Regions from separate parts of the Homo sapiens genome. Here region 1 is linked to region 2. Evidence: chromatin loops called from intact Hi-C (ENCODE). Cell type or tissue: heart left ventricle. All regions are shown on one strand. Links, peaks and the distances in the headings refer to the core of each region. The heading gives the core; the rest is flanking DNA.

Region 1 (9,929 bases), core at 2,305-7,304, 54 kb before region 2:
CATTTCTACAAAATAATAATAATAACAAAATCATGGTTATCATGTATTGTGCCACCTTGCTAAGCACTTAAAATGCATGTATTGTATTTAATCCTTTTAACATCATTATAAATCAGGTGTTAATAGTCCCATTTTTACAGATGAGAAAATCAAGGCTTAGATAAGTAGGCCAGGTGTAGTGGCTCCTTCTTGTAATCCCAAAACTTTGGGAGGCTGAGGAGGGAGGATTGCTTGAGGCGAGCAGTTTGAGACCAGCTTGGGCAACATAGCAAGACCACTGTCTCTATAAAAAATTTAAAAATTAGCTGGGCATGGTGGCAAGCACCTGTAATCTTAGCTACTTGGGAGGCTGAGGACAGAAGATTCCTTGAGCCCAGGAATTTGAGGTTGCAATGAGCTATGATTGTGCCACTGTACTTCAGCCTGGGCAACACAGCAAGACCCTGACTCAAAAAAGGATAAAAAGATAAGTGCCTTGCTAACTCCACTACTTAATGCTGCAGTTTAAGTTAGATATAGGCATAAGAGGGAATGAACTGTAAGTGCTTGTTGATGTATTTATGTATGCCCCACTTAAGACTGTTGTACTCCTTTCTAAATTATTCACTCTTTCAGGTCAGAACAAGTATTTCTATCTTTCCTTATAATACAGCCATCGGCAAACTTCTTACACCGTAATGGCCCAGGATATTACAGAAATACATGCAGAAATCTTAGTGTCACTGTGACAGACACAGGAAGAAACTACTGGATCCTATGCCACTCATCCTTCTCCAAAACACATATGAATATGTTTTGACCAAAGCCTGCCTTGAGAAAGCCAAGATAATTGCCATTCATTTCAATAGCTGGGAAGATTCAATGCAGTCACTTTTCTGACTTGGCATTTAAGGAAGGGCTAGTTAGACAAACAGAAGCGAGGGAAACCAAAGAAGACTGGCCCTCCCAGTGTCTGTCAACACAGGCTCCTCTCAGGCAATGGAGATTAAGGATGCTGATGTTATTTTTAGCCACATTTCCCCTGGAGTGAATGCCACTTCTTATGCCAAAAAATAAGGTATTTCTTTCCATTCCAAAAGTCCACTGTGAAAACTTCATATTCAGAATACCTGAGAGAGTTTAAATGTAGTTTTCAGAACCGAAAAATTGTCAAAATATTCAATAGCATTTATTCAGTGACATTTATTTATTTATTCTTACATGATGAGACTAAATCATATCCCTTTATCCCTATATCCACAGATGTCTGGATGCTGATGACTGTCCCTTTATCCCTATATCCATAGATGTCTGGATGCTCATTATCGTTTCTATTACCATTAATTTTGCACATTTTAATAGTAAGAAGACAGATGACCTGGGTCTGTCTTTCATTTTTGAAACTTCAGCAAGCCACTCCATTGCCCCCCTCCTGTCAAAAGCCTCATTTATAATAATAGCAATGATGATCCTTGCTTGGGTTGCCTCAAGAAGTTGTGTGAGGAAGAAAAGGAAAAAATCCATGTGACATTACCTAGAAATTAAAAAATATATATATATATATATATATATATATATACTCACAAACCCACAATTGATGCTTCTGTAATTATTTCTATTTAAGTATGTCTTGTCTCCATCCTGATGACAAGGACTTGCCATATGTTTCATGTTATCTCAAGTGCTTCAGAAGAGTAGGCATTCAGTGGATATAAATAATAATGATGAGAATAAAATTTAACATACCTTACCCCATGAATACAATTCTGCGAGTAGTCATCATTGCCAGCAGGTGGGGGCACAAACCTGAAGACTTTAATTAGAAAGGTTCATAGTTGGTCTACTGCTGAAATATGGTGAAAAGCTATCAAATTAGTTCAAAGTTTCTTCCATTATCTGTGGTGGCTGCCACCTTCAGAAAGGCTAAGGCGTTCAACACCAGGTTTCTGGCAAAACAGAGACTGTAGGTTTCAGGAAACCTACACCAGGTATCTGAACAGCACTGGATATGAAATCAGGAATAAGTCTTAGCACACGAATGTGTGATCTTGCTAATGTAAACGTCAAAGGATTTAGAAAAAAGTAAAATGAATTAGAATTTTTCTTTTGCGAAAGAGTGGAAGAGTTGTCTCAATAACCAAGATTGCCTTCTCTTTTCCATCTTAATCCAAACATGTTTTTCTTCTTTTTAAAAAAATAAAGCAGCTTACTGGATTCCCAAATATAGTATTAATATCAGTGGTAACTTCAAAGAAGCCACGATCAGTTCTTTAAGGACTTTCCCTCCTAGCATCTTTTTTATGGCTCAATAGGCCTGACCTCCAGGTCTCATCTTAAAAGTCAGAGCTTTCCCCTTTCATGAAAGTCTCCTATGTCTCATCAGTGCCAGATACACAGCAAAGTTAAATAGGGTCACAGTTTAGCGTGGGTCTCTAGGGTGAAGCCCATCCAGGGGTGTGGTGATTTTTCCTATGCATGGTCTGGCTGGGCGGCTGCTACCCACACGTTGATTACTTTAAGCCTGCTGAAGTGCTTGAAGCCTAACTGGCCTTTTAGAAAGGCTTCCTAAGGAGTCCTTTTCCAAGGAGAGGTGGCATCTGTCAAAAATGTCAAACAAAAGAAAGCAATGTCTACAAAATCCCTATTAAAATATTGGGGTAAAAGCTGGATGGCTATGGAACTGCAAGGAACTTTTAAGTATAGTTTAGTCCAAATCCTTCAGTTTTATAAAAAGAGAAACTGAGACTCAAAAAGGCAAAATAATGTTTTCAAAGTCACTTGGAAAAATCTGAGACCCCAGGACCCTAAGTAACCATCTTTGCCTTACACCAGGCTAGAGTCCTCTAGATGTTTATTCTAAATAATGCCAACTACAGCCATCTGGAAACCAATATTTACAAAGCAGCCACCATGAACTGTTTCCAATAATCAGAAACTTGGTCTGAAAAATTAATAAAACAACAAAAAGTGCTTGCGAGGTTCCAGAGATTTTTCACCCTTTATGCAGATGTTTTAGTCTGGTGGAGAAATGAGCACAATCAGTGGTTCCCTTTCTTATGCATCAATGTGGCTCATTAAAACAATAATTTGCCTTTGTCTCTATTTTTTGTCATTTCCTTAAGATTGAAAAAGTAAAATTCAATTATTAAACTATTTCAGTTTGTTTTTAAAGTCTTCCTTTTTTCAATTTTTTGTTCTGTAACAAATAGATTTTCAACAATGTTATAATGCATAAATTCTAGCCAAATATATTTTTTCTTTTATAATTTCCTTTTTTAAAAAAGTAACTTTCTCTTCTCTCCAAATATTTCATCCCTAAATTATGTAAACTTTTCTCTTTCAGTTTTAAAAAATAAAATCCATACTTCTGGCTTAAATTGCACACATTTGTAATATTCATACCAACAGATGCCTATCCAGCTAGCTGTACATCTGCCTACCCACTCATCCATTCATCCATCCTTCCATCCATCTTCCCAGTTATTCACTTTTTCAATAAATCTTTAATGAGTGCCTTTCATGTGCCAGGCATAATGCTAGGTACTGGTGATCTGAGTGTTTAAAAAATAAGCATCTCTGACCTTGAGGATCTACTCCAGTGGTACTAAATTTGTAAATTCTGGATTTCGTTAGACAACTATGTACAATATTATATGATAGTGTGTTTCTCTAATGTAACTGACATTACAGGACAGTTCTTAAAAGCTGTCAGTGATACTTTATTGCCTATTCATTCAACAAATATGTAATGAATGTATATCATGTGCCAATTACTATTTTAGGGATACATTGATAAAAATAATGTTCTTCTAGGAATGTACAATGACATTAGCCTCTAAAGAGTATTGAGAGTATCTTGGTTACAAATGACTAACCAGACTTCTCCCAATAACTGAGAAACAAATTTTACCATTGATTTATTTTTCTTATAGTAAACATTAAAGAGCATCTCACAAATAATATTCCATATAATAAACAGTAAATTCTTAAAATTTACATATGTAACATTTGTGACTTTAGCTCTCTGGAAATGACCAAAGGCTTTTAAGAAGTAGTAGATTTGTAGTTTAAGGCACAAATGAGCCCCTCAGGGGTGGGGTGTGCATTCAAGAAAACAGATCCAGCCAGGGGACCAAAATGTTCAGCCCAAAGTGGCTTTGCTTTTCTAAACCCATGGTAACTAATGCAGTAACTCTCAGGATTCCATAAGACCTTTGTTTCTTTATGAAATATAAATAATGAAGTGAAAGTCTCCTTTAGGTATTTTATACAGAATAAACTTGTATATACTTTTTTATTTAACATATTATCCTCCAAGAAACATTATTTGTTAGTTAAATGCACATACACAAATTTCTCTATTTGCAAAGTTGGCAATTTAGAGGGTTTCTAAATAGATCAAAACCCCAAATGCCTTCAGAGGCGAGGCAGATAATATCAATAATGAAGTGGGTACTTTATAAAACCATTAGGCAGTGGTTATCAAATTCTGTTATGCCTCAGAATCACCTAGGGGTCATAGGTGACTGCTGGTCCCCTCCTCCGAAGTTTCCGATTAAGTAAGTCCAATACAGGGCAAAAAATATATATATATATTTCTTTTTTTTGAGATGGAGTCTCACTCTTTTGCCCAGGCCCGAGTGCAGTGGCGCGATCTCGGCTCACTGCAAGTTCCACCTCCCGGGTTCACGCCATTCTCCTGCTTCAGCCTCCCGAGTAGCTGGGACTACAGGCACCCACCACCACGCCTGGCTAATTTTTTGTATTTTTAGTAGAGACGGTGTTTCACCGTGTTAGCCAGGATGGTCTCGATCTCCTGACCTCACGATCCGCCCGCCTTGGCCTCCCAAAGTGCTGGGATTACAGGTGTGAGCCACCACGCCCAGCCAAAATATATACATATAGTTCTAACAAGTTCCCAGGTGAAGCTGGTGCTGCTGACCAAGGACTACACTATAAGTCTGCTGTAAGAAATGGTGAAACTGATGACAAATTAAATAGCCTTACTCAATTGCCGTTTTGGGAATGGAGGTAAAGTACTGGCAGGTGATTCAATTTTTTATAAAGATGATGAGTGTGTTACTCCATTTTCATATTGCTCTAAAGAACTGCCCAAGACTGGGTAATTTATAAAGGAAAGAGGTTGAATTGACTCAAGAGTTTACATGGCTGCAGAAGCCTCAGGAAACTTACAACCAGGGAGGATGGCGAAGGGGAAGCAATGAACCTTCTTTACGAGGCGGCAGGAAGGAGAAGTGCCGAGTGAAGCGGGTAGAGCCCCTTATAAAACCATCAGATCTTGTGAGAACTCACTATCAGGAGAACAGCATGGGGAAAACTGCCCCCATGACTCAATTACCTCCACCTGGTCTCTCCCTTGACATGGGCGGCGGGGATTATGGGGATTAGAATTCAAGAGGAGTTTTGGGTGGGGACACAAAACCTAACCTTGTCAATGAGAGTCTATTTATCTATGTAAAATTTGTTGGCAGTATTTAAAAGCATTGTGCAAGTCTACACTTGGAAGCCCAAAAGATTAAGTCCATAGATTGGATTTGCTATGAAGGCCAAATATTTGTGTATTTTGTTCAACTGTATTTAATTATGTTAGGTTTAATGTACTAATGTTTTACATAGTATTACAAAGGCAACATGATGTCCAGAAAGCTCTGTTACCAATACCACTTATTTTTATGCATCCACTACACATTACTGGTGAGATATAAAGTGAATTATTTAACTGTTAGGGTCCCGTTTCATCATCTGTAAAATATAAACATATGTGCTTTAGAGGATATACTATAATATTAAATATAATAAGGACATGGTGCATGGTGCCCCTGCAGTTTTTTTAATGCAGGGGCCCTGCTTGGTATGAAATAAATTAAGTGTATAAATAATTGTTCCTGAATTTTAAAATATCTATCAGAGTACACATGGTGCACATAGTATACAGCTAATATATAAATGTTAGCAAAAAATATAATATGTAAATCTTACTATTTACGACAGATGGATTGGCCAGGTGCAGTGGCTCACACCTGTAATCCCAGCACTTTGGGAGATAGAGGCAGGTGGTTCACGAGGTCAGGAGTTCGAGACCAGCGTGTCCAATATGGTGAAACCCTGTCTTTACTATTAGTAAAAATACAAAAATTAGCCAGGCGCGGTGGCGCATGCCTGTAATCCCAGCTACTCATGTGGCTGAGACAGGAGAATCACTTGAACTGGGGAGGCAGAGGTTGCAGTGAGCCAAGATATTGCCACTGGGCAATAGAGTGAGGTTCCCTCTCAAAAAAAAAAAAAAAAAAAAAAAGAAAGAAAGAAAGAAAAAAAATTGTAAATAGATGAATTCCAACAGTCTGAATTTACTTTCCTCTTTCATATGCATTGATGGGGCTCTTGGTAAATGTGTCTGATGCCTTCTGTCTGCTTTGGTACCTCTACAGGTTGTTATATCTGCAATGATGTGAATTTGTAAGGCTAGCAGAAGAAAACTCTATCGTCCCCAATATAAAAGAAAGACTGAGAATATAAAAAGAGGATTTCAAGCAAATAATGTGAGAGAAAACACACAGAATTACATTTTTCTTACAGACAATGTTAATATTGGAGTCATTTCAATTTACCTACACATGATCATAAATGGAAACCCTTCTCCACCCTAACACTGCCATAAATGTGGCAAGTACTTTTGTCCTTGATACCCAGAGGAAAATCCAGTCCAAAAACAGACTGACTTATCAAAAGACAAAAAAAAAGCCTTTTAAAAAGACTCTTAAAGGAACTATACAAGTGGCACTCTGTCGAGTCCTTGATATATGCTGTCATATTTAGCTCTTAAAATAGACCTATGAATATGTAAAGCCTACGAAATGGGGGCTTCCTGCTTAATGAATCATTTCCTCATCTGAATTTTTCAACCACAGTCACTAGTAGAACTTTTTTTTTTCTTTTTGCCTCTAACATAATGTTTCTCCAGGAATAATTTCCCTCAGAGACCGTAACTTTTCATCCTTTGTAAGCCAAAAGTCCATAACATTATTATCTTTTATTTTTCTCTTTCGCAGGCTAAAAAAACCAAGCTGCATTATCCCTCAATTACTTTTTAAATTCTTAATATTTTAATCATTAATAAGTAGCATGGTGAGTTAGTCAAGACTGTACACTCTAAAACTAAACTGGCTGGATTTTAATTTAACTGGTAATTTAGTAGGTTTGTTTTCTTGGACCACTAATTAACCTCTCTGTGCCTCATTTTCCCCAAGTATAAAGAAGACATAATAATAGTATTCACCTGTGAGGGTTATGATGCGGATAATGTAAATTGGCATTTGTTAAGAACTTAGAACTCTCCTTTGCATATAAGAGTTTGATAAAGCTATTATCATTATGTCTCACTTACATCTTCTTCTCTTTATATTGCAGCCCCAAAATAGATAAAAGTCAAATAGAAGTATGAATGAAAGAAAATAAAATGAATTCGAGATATTTTTGGAGCTGATTCATTTACAAATGGACTAACACATAATAAACCTCAGTCGGGAATCTTAGAAGTAACCATCAATGCTTCCCATAAGAATGGAAATTATCTGTAAATCAAGAGCAGAATCCTGACCATGGACCAAAAAAAAATTTTTTTTGAAAAGCTAATTTTAGAAATTTACTACTGGATTTACAGTACACTTTTTAAAGACCAAAATAATAAGTGTTTGTCTTTAGTAAGGGAAAGTACCTTTTAGAGTTGCTAACTTTATTTTGATTTGATTTTTTGTTTTTATTAACCATTATTTCTCGGGCCCTTGAAAACATTTTTCTTTCATCTGGGGAGGTTCTGTTAGTCAGTTTACAAAACTGGCAGCATTTCATTTTTTCAATGAAATTTAACAGAATTTTGTCTCAGCTTTTACATGATGTGTATGAACTTGAATAAATTCATCCCTTTCTTTTAGCCTGTTTACTTAAAAGTCAAATTTTGGGGAATTCCTGTAATCTCTTTCTTATAGTATTGTTGTGTCAGAGACGTTTGAACCAGAGCAACTCCATCTTGAGTAGTGGCTGGGTAAAAGGAGCCTGAGGCGTACTGGGCTGCATTCCCAGATGGTTAGGCATTCTAAGTCACAGGATGAGACAGAAAATCAGCACAAGATACAGGTCATACAGACCTTGCTGACAAAACAGCTTGCAGTAAAAACGCCAGCTAAAACCCACCAAAACCAAGATGGCGCTGAGAGTCACCTCCGGTCATCCTCACTGCTACACTCCCACCAGTGCTAGGACAGTCTACAAATGCCGTGACAACCTCAGGAAGTTACCCTATATGGTCTAAAAAGCGGAGGCAGGAATAATCCACCCCTTGTTTAGCATATCATCAAGAAATAATCATAAAAATAGGCAACCAGCAGCCCTTGGGCTACTCTGACCATGGAGTAAGTATTCTTTTATTTCTTTACTTTCCTAATAAACTTGCTTTCACTTTGTTCTGTGCAGTCACCCTGAATTCTTTCTTGCGGGAGATCCAAGAACCCTCCCTTTCTGGTAACATAAAGATTAAAGTAAAATAAGAAGTGCTTCATAAACTGAAAATATCATACGGGTATTAGTTGTTCTAATAACCAGGTCTGGTTTCCCAATCTGCGAAGTGTGTAGTATTTATCAAAACTCAATGAATATTTGCTGGGTGTATGAAGCTATAAAATGAAAAGGGGATAAGCTAGGAGAAAATATTTATACTTTATTTAAAACATAACTGCCTTCTACAATACGAGCCAAGCACTGTTTTAGGTGATTTCGAAACATTTACTCATTTAATACACATAACAATTTTATAAGGTAGGTACTACTATCATTCTCACTTACATATGACAAAACTGAGGCACTGAGAAGTACAACTAACTTCACCAAACAAATGGGTTGGAAATAACAGATAATGTAATGCAAACACAAGCAGTTTGGCTCTGAGGCCTGTAGTTTTAAACTATGATACCTAACTAAATCTCCGCCACTTAGCTCTGGACAGAGAAACCACCCAACAGATAATACTATACCATGAAGCAAAGATGATGTAAACACATCTTGTGGCATTTTATCTCTGTGTTCTATCCACAAGGGCAAGAACAGGGTTTCACAGCCAGCGAATTCCACCACTGTGGAAAATACAGTAACCCATTCTTAACCCACGTGAGGGACAGTGGTTGGGTACCTGAACAGTACTGGAATAAAATAATTAACTCTGAGGAATTATGACCTTATAATGAAACATCAGGTTATAGAGAAAGAGGTCATTAATTAAACTATAAAAGGGCTTGTACATATTTGTTGTATTTTCACTAAAATAAAGTAGATATTTAGATATAGGTTGGTGCAAAAGTAATTGCGGTTTTTACCTTTTTTTTTTTTTTTAAGCAATGGCAAAAACTGCAATTACTTTTGCACCAACCTGTAGGTACTGTTAACATTTAGTGTTTAATGAATCTTAAGTGGGTAATCGATTCATAAAATATTATTTTCTATCACTCACTGCTCAGGATTTCCCTCTGCTGCTCTTCCCACCCAATGCTGGTGCATGTATTTTGCACACAGGAGGTCCTTTGTGCTGGGTCTGAGCATTCACCTCCTCTCTGGCTTCACGGAATACATTTTAAGACCAGGCACTTGAACCCAGAAAGTGGAGACTGCAGTGAGTGGGCCACTGCACTCTAGCCTGGGCGACAGAGCAAGACTCCATCGCAAAAAAAAAAAAAATAAAGAACCAGGCTTCCACTACCTCCTCTGCTCATATTGTCTCTTGAGCCCTCTGCACCCTATTCCTTGGTCTTTTATTTAAGGTGCTTTTCTATTCCTGTCAATAAGTTCCCTCTATTTCCACATATTTCTAGAAGAATGATTGATAATTCTCACAATTTCCATGATATGGAAGCAAAATTTCACAGTACTATGCCAAATAAGAG
Region 2 (9,929 bases), core at 2,044-7,043:
CAATATTTATTAGTGCAAAACTGCACACAAATAACTAAAAATCAGTATTTATTAAATAGATGCCAATATGCTCATATAACAGTTATACTACAGCTATTCAAAAATTTTGTAAGTATCATTTTATTTTTTAATTAATAAAAGTTACTAAACAACATGCACAATATAATTCAAACAACTGTTTAAATTTATATGTACATGTGGCATATGTGCATTTCAAATGTTATACTGGAAAATGTTATCCATGATTAGTTCTGGATGATGATGTTGAATACTGATTTCTGAGATTTGTTATCTATACTTTGCTTCTCTATATTTTGCAAATTATCTACCATGAACATAAATTATTCCAGAGAAAGTAAATATCATTCTTAAATCACTATTGTAACAGTCTGGTATCAGAGTATCATATCTCCTGTACCATTTTAACTGCATTCATATCACTTTAAAAATCACAAAGTCACGTGGTATAAAAGAGGTAATAGAAACAGTAGTTTGTGATCAATGTGGTGAAAATATTTATTATCAGAATTTGGCACTAAAGAACAGATACACCTAATTTGGAATTTTAGTCTTCATTAAATGGATGCTCACCTTGTGATTTCTAATCAATGTGCTTTTCTGTGTGTCTGTTATACTTCAATTAAAAAGATTACAAGTAACTCCAGCCTGTTATTTCCTAGATTCACAGCAAAGCTGGCAGGAAACCCAAGAGGTCATTTCCAACCTCTCATCCCATTTCTTCAGTTCCACAGATAAGAAGTGCTGTGATCCTTGAGTATCATTCCATTGCCACGCAGCCCTGATAAAAGCCCTCTTCCTCAAAATGAGCCATAAACAATCTGCTTGTTTTCAGCTTCCGGGCGATTCTGAGCTAATCAGTTACAGGCATGCTTGAGCATAGATGGTAAGAGGGTCATTAACCACCAAGGCCTAGAGTACATCCTGTCATTTGGCCTGGGAACTGTGGCTGCCACAGCAGCTCTGGTGGGCATGATTGAAGGTCGCTGACAGCAGTGTGCCCAGAAACTGCAGTGTGGTCAAGGATCATAGGCTGAGTGTAAATAGTAGGGCCAGAATTTCTAAGGCTCAGTTACGGCAAACTGAGTTTCATTTCAAAGCCAGTGGTATATATACATCCAATAAATGTATGCTTTTAAAAGAAGAGATGCTTGCAATAATGGAAATGATTCAACTGCAATCAAGGACTTTTGCTCTTTTTGTGCCAAGGCCATACCTCAAATGAGCTACAAATAAGGCTGTTTGGAGAATTATGTCTGCAGCTGTGTGAACTTTGCCTGAATTTTTAAAGTGATAAACAAAACTTAACAAATAACGCTTTAGGGGACAGTTCACTTTTTTGAGGAAGGATCAGCTATTGAAGCACATCATGCAGAATATCATTTGTCATTAGATTAAGAAATACTCTCGTATCAGTAAAAGACAGGACACTTAAACTGTAAGTTAGGACACTTGGATTTTACCTTTGAGCCTTCATGTACAAGCTATATGACTCTAAATTATTTGATCTTGTGGTGTTTCAGTTTCTGGATTAGTAAAGTGTGATTGGATAACTTAATCTTGAGATCCCATTTATTCCAAAAATTGTGAATTTAAATCTAGAATACTATGATTCTTGGCCAGGTGCGGTGGCTCATGCCTGTAATCCCAGCACTTCGGGAGGTCGAGGTGAATGGATCACTTGAGGTCAGGAGTTCGAGACCTGCCTGGCCAACATGACGAAACCTGGTCTCTATTAAAAATACAAAAAATTAGCCGGGTACAGTGGCATGCACCTGTAATCCAAGCTACTCCAGAAGCTGAGGCAGGAGAATCACTTGAACCCAGGAGGCGGAGGTTGTAGTGAGCCAAGATCGCACCACTGTACCCCAGCCTGAGTGACAGAGCGAGACTCTGTCTCAAAATAAATAAAATAAAGTAAAATACTATGATTCTAAAGGTACAATTTCACACCAAAAGCATCACTGTAAAAAAAAAGATATCACCTAATTTATCATAACACAATGTAATTCCTAGATTTATTACAGACCCAGTTCCATCTCATTATAACCAGAGGGGAAAAACTAAAAAGAGATGGAGGGTGCATGTACAACTGAATGTAAATTGAACATCTTCTTAACCAATCTGTCTTTTGATTTTCAACAATTTGCTTTATGTCTTTTCTCTCACTTCCTTATGCATCCTCTAAGTTCTCTTTAATAGATTATAAAAATAAAATTAAGAAAGACCTGAAAGCACGAGAGAAGAAAATATACACAGATAATCAATCAAATACATGGTCAATGTGTACAGTTCAGTCTACGATCACTTCTTTTTGAAACTTCTTCTCTTAGTCAGAGGGGATTTGCTCTCTAACTTTGCACTGTGCTACTCTCAATTCTCCCTGAAGAACATCTGACCAACAGCACCTCCCTCAGCTATCATTCATCCACTCCACTCACACCTTTTAGCATATAATGAGAGTGATGCTATGGCCAATACAGAGGCAAAACTGACAGAGATCCTGTTCTCAAGGAGTTCATAGTCTAGTAGTGAAGAAAAGGCTAGGATATGAAACTAATAACTGTCATGCAAAGTAGAAAAGAATAAGTGCAGCTGGGCACAGTGGCTCATGCCAGGAATCCCAGCACTTTGGGAGGCCAAGGCGGGTGGATCACCTGAGATCAGGAGTTCGAGACCAGCCTGCCCAACATGGTGAAACCTTGTCTCTACTAAAAATACAAAAAAATTAGTTGAGTGTGGTGGGCACATGTAATCCCAGCTACTCGGGAGGCTGAGGTAGGAGAACCACTTGAACCTGGGAGGTGGAGGTTACAGTGAGTCAAGATTGCACCATTGCACTCCAGCCTGGGCAACAAGAGGGAAACTCCGTCTCAAAAAAAAAAAAGAAAAAAAGAAAGAAAAGAAAAGCAAAAAGAAAAAGTGCACCAAGACAGATACACATAAAATCTCATGTGATTTCTGAGAAGGGAAATCTTCCTGGTAAACTACAGGAATTAGGGAAAGCTTCCCAAAATATATGGCACTGGAGAAGTGCCTTGAAAACAAAGGTGGGATTTGGACATGTGGAGATTAAGAGGGAGAAACATCAAGAAAGAGAGAAGTGGAAGAGACATTTGGTATGTACTTAGGGTACCTGAAAAGGATTAATAGGAGATCAGGTTGAAAGATAGGTCGGGTCAGATCTTGAAAGCCTTGATTTTCAGATGAAGACAGTCACATCTGTGTCTACAGAGGACTCACTACAGGTTGTATTTTAGAGGAATAATGTGATTGAATTTTTACATTAGAAATGTATTAACTTCCCACAACTAACACTTTTTTCTGCAGATGTATCAACTACCTTTCAGAAAACTCCTCCAGGAAATTTGAGCATGGCTTTGTCTTGTACTCCTCATGGTAACACAAATGGTCACTCTTAGACCTGAATTGGGCAGATTTCATTTCGTCTATTTAGTTCATATATTGGACAAATTTGGGCTTGTTTCTCCTGGGCTGAACCTTCAATGTCAGCAGTGGTGATTTCCAGCCATATTAAGATATGAAAAAAAAAAACCACCAAACACACATGCACACACACACACACATACACACACACAGAAACAATTAAACACAAGTGTCCTTAATTTTGAGATATTTATGTGCTTTGGCAGGAGCACACTCTGGATTTTCAGGGCCAAGTGCTCCCTGCTTCCTGGAAACTTGACAAAAAAGAGAATGTGTTTGACCAAAAACTATCAAAAGCCAGAACATTCCCTGAAGTTCTTTGCTGGCTCTAGGAAATGGAACACTGGGCAATTCTTCAGTACAGTGCCAGGCTACCTTAATCATGGAAAGATGGGAAAGATGAGGCAGCTATTACTACAGCTGCAGCAAAGTGAGAATGCCTGCTCACTCATTCACATATCCACCTCCCTAGGTCTATCTTGTGATCCCAGCATCCATGTGCTTTAGAATTAATATAAGCAGATCTGGGTTATTGACATTTGCCTGTGGTCCCAGAACCAAATAAAGCTGAATATTTTATAAGGTATTATAACCCACAATTCTAGCCTCACTCATCTGAGAAAAGGGAGACTCCTAGAGAAAGATGACATGTCCAAGCCCACATGGCTGCTTGGTGGAAACAGGGATTAGTAATGAGTTCTTCCAAGTCCAGGTAAGGACACACCACAGCCTTCTCTTATAAACACTGCAAAAAGTCTAGACTCTAACTCAGTAATGATGATTCATTTTATCAATAATTTTGACTACCTCAAAGTAACTCTGATGACAAGCAAGTTAAAACTCCTCCAGCTTAGTCTTTTGGAGGAAAGGGTTTTTCATTCTAAATGCTGGTTTACACACAGTACCATCTGCCTCAGGGTGTTACTAAAAACTTTTAAGCATCACCTATCTACTGCTGAGCCTTTCATTAGGCATTTGTAACTGAAAAGAAAAAAAATTTAAGGGAAAAACCAAAAAGAGGTAGAAAAACTTTCCTGACTGTTTTTAGCTTCAGTTGATTCTGACTTAATCCTACTGGCATGCATGATTCAATAGTTTATGTCAAACACAAATTCCAGCCCAGTGCCCTCCATCCGACATGTTCTCATTCCTGAGCCTGACAGCAGACCTGGTCTCCTAGCAACACTGAACATTTTCTCTGCCTAGTCATCTGTAGCAATTGGTTCTTTTTCATGGCTGTGCTCTTGTCTTCAGTCCAGACAAACCAAAAACCTTCCCTGTAATCAAAGGGGTCTGATGTCTAAAGTCAGACCTGGAAAATCAGTTGAAATTGAACTTATTTTCTTCCTTCCTAGGTCTCCACCTCCCTTTCTCTCCTTCTTTCTCTTTTTTACACACAAACATTTGTATGCACATGGACACACACACAAACCAGCAAAAGAATGGCCTGAAATCTGTCCTGGAGATGGGAATACTATCTAGTACAACAAGCATAGAATTGTTCTTGTCTATTGAAGAAATCAGACAAGTCCCAGTGCCTCTTTGGTTACCTCATCATGTAGAAGGGAGATGATAAATACTCAATTCAAAGTGTCATTGTGAGACTCAAAAGATACAATGAAGGATGAAAGGTTTTGTAACAATAATGGCTATACAGATTAATACAGTTATTACATTATAAGCAGAGGAAATGTTTTTAGACATGTATTTAGGAAGAGATGCAACTACGCAAGCCTGTGAAAAAGTCACTACTCACTTAAGAACAAAGCTCTTATCAAGATATGAATGGAATTTATTCTCTTTAATCATCCAAATTTCAACTTGTACCAGAGCCTTCCTGGGACCCATAGAGAGTAATGATTGCAACTGATGAGGCATATAAGACCAGGGATAGCAACATATCATTAAATTGAATAATTGTTGCATGACCCAAAACTGCTCCAACTGGCCCAAGGCAAATAAATCAAGGGCCCTTCCTATTGCTTTCAACATAGTTCAAGAGATGAAAGTATTGATGGGTAGCGACTCCAAATCCTCTCCATCCCCTTTCTCAAGGGCTAATGGAGTAGAACTAAAATTTGTAAGTAGATAAGTTGAGGGAGTGAGACTTATTTAGCACTCAAAGTCCCTGGACTGTAAGCTCCACTAATCCAAAAATTATGTCTGTTTGTATTATTTTTTACTTATTGTATCTTCAGTGCTTAGGACAGTGCCTAGCATTTGATAGTCACTTGATAAACATTTGTTGGAAGATGGGACAAATTCAATAGTCAGGGCTATGAAATTGGTCATTTTAGCAGTTTTTACTGCATTTATGATGAATTTAATTAAAACTTACAGGTTACTATTAAACAAGAAAGTATATGTCAATCATTTAGTACTTAATAGGATTTCAATAAATGAAATCTGTTGTTTTATCTTCTACTATTATCAATTTCAACCATCACTCATTACCACCTACTAAAGGCAACTGATTAGAGGGAATTGTGTATGAGGAAACTTCTAATCAAGCAAAGGAGACCAACGAGCTATAATAGCCCCATGAGACAAGGGAGACATACTATGACCCAATGGCATATATATTCACAAACTGGAAAAGGACACAGAAATGTAGTGTTATTATCCTCACTCATAATCTCATAGGTAAGAAAAAATAGGCTCAGTTCCCTGAGCTCTAACTGTATACCCAAACTTTTTATTTGTTTTTTATTTATTCTTTATAGGATCATCATTCTCTTCCTTCCCATGAAGACTTTGTTCTTCCAGGGAAGTAGCAAAGAAATCCGTGTGGATGCCCTAATGTTCTTAGTTAAGGGTGGAAGAGTGGTCAGACAGCTCCCTTGGGAAGTGCAGGAGGGTGAAAGGACTGTTTACACGAGACTGTATGCACAGTGGTTGACAGCATAGACTCTGGAGTCCACATGCTCCAATCCTAGCTCAGTCACTTGCTGGCTATGTAACCTCTGACATCAACATTCTATGACTTAATAATCCATATTTGAGCCAGGTGTGGTGGCTCACACCTGTAATTCCAGCCCTTTGGGAAGCTGAGGCAGGTGGGCCACCTAAGGTCAGGAGTTCAAGACCAGCCTGGCCAACATGGTGAAACCCTGTCTCTACTAAAAATATAAAAATTAGCTGGGCAGGGTGGTGCATTCCTATAATCCCAGCTACTCAGGAGGCTGAGGCAGGAGAATCACTTGAACCCAGGAGGTGGAGGTGGCAGTGAGCTGAGATCACGCCGCTGCACCAGCCTGGGTGACAAAGCAAGACTCTGTCTCAAAAAATAAATAAATAAATAAATAAATAAATAAATAAATAAATAAATAATCCTTATCTGTAAAGCTGGGGACATAATAGTACCTACCACAAAGAAGTATTGTGAGAATTGAGTTAGTATATGTAAGCACAGATGAATGATACATCAATTTAAATTTTACTAGTAGTAGGTTATGATTTGGCAGAATCATTTTAGATATATGCCAAAAGCTCATGAAACCTTATTTTCTTAATACCTGATATTTATGAATTGAAAGTCCACTAATGTCCCAAAACACAGAGACACTGCCCAGTGTGCATCACCCTTTCCACCTTCTCAACAGAGTACCTAACACCACCACACCTGGGGCTAGCAACTGTTACACAGGAATGCATTAGCCATTGAACCTCCCCCTTCTTAATTCACTGATTTCAAGCTGTATATTACAGTGGTGAGAACCTTTACCTCAAAGCAGATAGAACTGACTTTAAATACTGGCTATCATTTACTAACTGTGACCTAGGCAGTTAACCTGTCAGTGCCCAGTTTTCTCATCCATAAAAGGGGACAGGAGAGTATTAATGGCAATTTCAGAGATTTGTGATACATCATTTAAATAACATAATATATGAAAAGTCATTAGGACAGTGCTTGTACAATAAAACTACTCAATGAATCATTGTTATTATAATAGAGTAGGAAAAGGCAAGTTATATATTTCCCTTATTAAGTAGAGGCATAAAAAATTAGTGTGACAATTCAAAGTCATAAATGGGTAAGGAAAGTAACCGTAGAATCTTGAAAATCAGTTCAGAGGTGGCATAAGGGCCTGACAGATAAAAGGAAGAGCATAGACAAAAATCACAGACACATGTGTGAGCATGATGCATTGAGGCAAACCCAGTATTTGATTGGAGTTGGATAACAAGATACGGGCATAGCAGAGGGCACTGAGGCTACAGAGTAAGCCAGGCTTTAGTGTATGAAGGACCTTGAGTGCCATAGTAAGAGTTTTGGCCACACAACATCTGATCATGTTGGCATAGCCGGGAGAGAATTAAATTTGAGTGCTTTTTTCTTTTTCTTTTCCTTTTTTTTGAGACAGAATTTTGCTCTTGTTGGCCAGGCTGGTGGAGTGCAATGTCGTGACCTTGGCTCACCGCAACCTCTGCCTCCCAGGTGCAAGTGATTCTCCTGCTTCAGCCTCCCGAGTAGCTGGGATTACAGGCATGCAACACCACGCCCAGTTAATTTTTTGTATTTTTAGTAAAGACAGGGTTTTTCCATGTTGGTCAGGCTAGTCTCGAACTCCCGACCTCAGGTGATCCTCCTGCCTCGGCCTCCCAAAGTGCTGGGATTACAGGTGTGAGCCACCGCGCCCAGCTGAGATTTGAGCATTTTTTCTAACCCCAACTGTAGATGGTGTCTGTAAATTTGAGAGGCAAACCATAAAAACATAACAAACAAAAGAAAAACATATGGCAACATCTGTAGTGGAGACATGAAAGAGAATGAAATAAAAATAATGACTTTCCCATCTCTTGAATTCACAGAAACCCTCCAGAACCTCATAATTAAATAAAAAGAAATATGCTGCTCTTTCTTTCTGTCACAGACAATAATTTACTTCCAAAGAAGTTCAGAGCTTAGATTACCATGTTTATGTGAACAGCTCTGGCTGATAGTCACACTCAGAATATCTAACGCTTACAGATACTCTGAGCAAACCCTTGGCTCTTCTCTTTGTTAGTGTCTCCAACTGTATAATAGAAAAAGCAGAAGTATTCCTGTCTTTTACATAGAACTAAAGAAATTATCAAATAAAATTATGAATATGTATCAATCTGTAAACTCTAAAGATTTTATGTGTTCTGTGATATTTATTATTATGGTTCGTTTGTGTAGGCAAGGTAGTTTGACACATGGAAGCCTAGAAATAAAATAGAGATTATAGTATGAGGCACTTAAAGAGATAGAAGTCTTTAAGACTTTCTTATCTGAATTATTTTTCTTACTTTGGTATATAATTAAGGGCAAAAACAAGGTAGCTTCATGTTACCATCAACCCTAAAGTAAGTGGATTATTTTTAAAAAGGCTTTCCAAATTGAATTGTATGTATGTAGTGTATCTTTACAATAATAAAATGAATATAAATGGAAAGAAAAAAGAATGATTTGGAAAAAAGAGAAAGGGCCTTCAAATTGTTTCAAGAAAATGAGTCTGATTTCTAAAAGTGTACTACCATCTAGTGTCGCCACTTTCTCCTCTTCAGGCCTGAGAGACAAAGTGACTAGTGACAAGTGACTACCGTTCCAGTCTGGAGGAGAGGCACTAAGAGACAGATGCCAGCATTGTTTCCATGCTAGCCCTGCATATTACTGTTTTGCATGCATTAACTTCCTCAAAACCCTTGAATGATGAATTCAACCACTTCTATTTTAGAATACAAACTAAGTTATAATATGAAATGCAGACAAGTTGAAGAGTCAATCATAGGGCTGGGGCTGTAGGATGATACCCAGCCACTCATTTTGGCAAAATTATAATTTATGAAGTATAAAAATGTGCTGAACAGCTAAGGCTTTCTGAGACATCAAACTTAAGGCATTCAGCTGTACATGCTAAACATGGTTAAAACAATGGCCTTAGCTTGTGGCCGGGCACAATGGGTCACGCCTGTAATCCTAGCACTTTAGGAGGCCAAAGTGGGCAGATCACTTGAGATCAGGAGTTTTCGTGACCAGTCTGGCTAACAGGGTGAAACTGCATCTCTACTAAAGATATAAAAATTAGCTGGGCTTGGTGGTGAGTGTCTGTAATCCCAGCTACTCAGGAGGCTGAGGCAGGAGAATCACCTGAACCCGGTAGACGGAAGTTGCAGTGAGCTGAGATCACGCCTCTGCACTCCAGCCTGAGTGACAGAACAACATTCTGCCTCAAAAACAAAACAAAACAAACAACAACAAAACAACAAACATTGACCTTAGCTTGAGGCGAACCTGGATGCAAGTCCTGAGTTTGCCTTCTACTTGTGTGAAAACATACAAGGTAGTCTTGGTTTCCTCATCTATAAAAAAAGACTAATAATAATGCCCACCCAAAGATTCTTGTTTTAAATTGATATATCATAGTTGTACATAGTTTGAAGGTACATATGATATTTTGATATATGTACAAGGTAGAACAATCAAGTCAGGGTAATTG

What was found. A loop is a pair of places that touch in the nucleus more often than their neighbours do. Peaks named below come from ENCODE experiments on the same cell type or tissue, not always from the same donor. Only the 100,000 strongest peaks of a DNase experiment are listed, where the experiment ranks them.
Region 1: it touches region 2 in a loop (2.4-fold over the local background); 5 of 110 quality-filtered maps call a loop at or near these places.

Annotation. Positions count from the first base shown.
Region 1 is chr3:190,018,259-190,028,187 of GRCh38, forward strand. The region is part of intron 1 of P3H2 (prolyl 3-hydroxylase 2); the gene reads right to left. Among named protein-coding and RNA genes, the nearest start is that of P3H2, 98 kb to the right of the region's middle. In heart left ventricle, for the core only: no CTCF peak of the experiment used is centred there; no DNase peak of the experiment used is centred there; H3K27ac peaks cover 634 bases.
Region 2 is chr3:190,072,593-190,082,521 of GRCh38, forward strand. All of the region lies in intron 1 of P3H2 (prolyl 3-hydroxylase 2), which reads right to left. Among named protein-coding and RNA genes, the nearest start is that of P3H2, 43 kb to the right of the region's middle. In heart left ventricle, for the core only: no CTCF peak of the experiment used is centred there; no DNase peak of the experiment used is centred there; H3K27ac peaks cover 668 bases.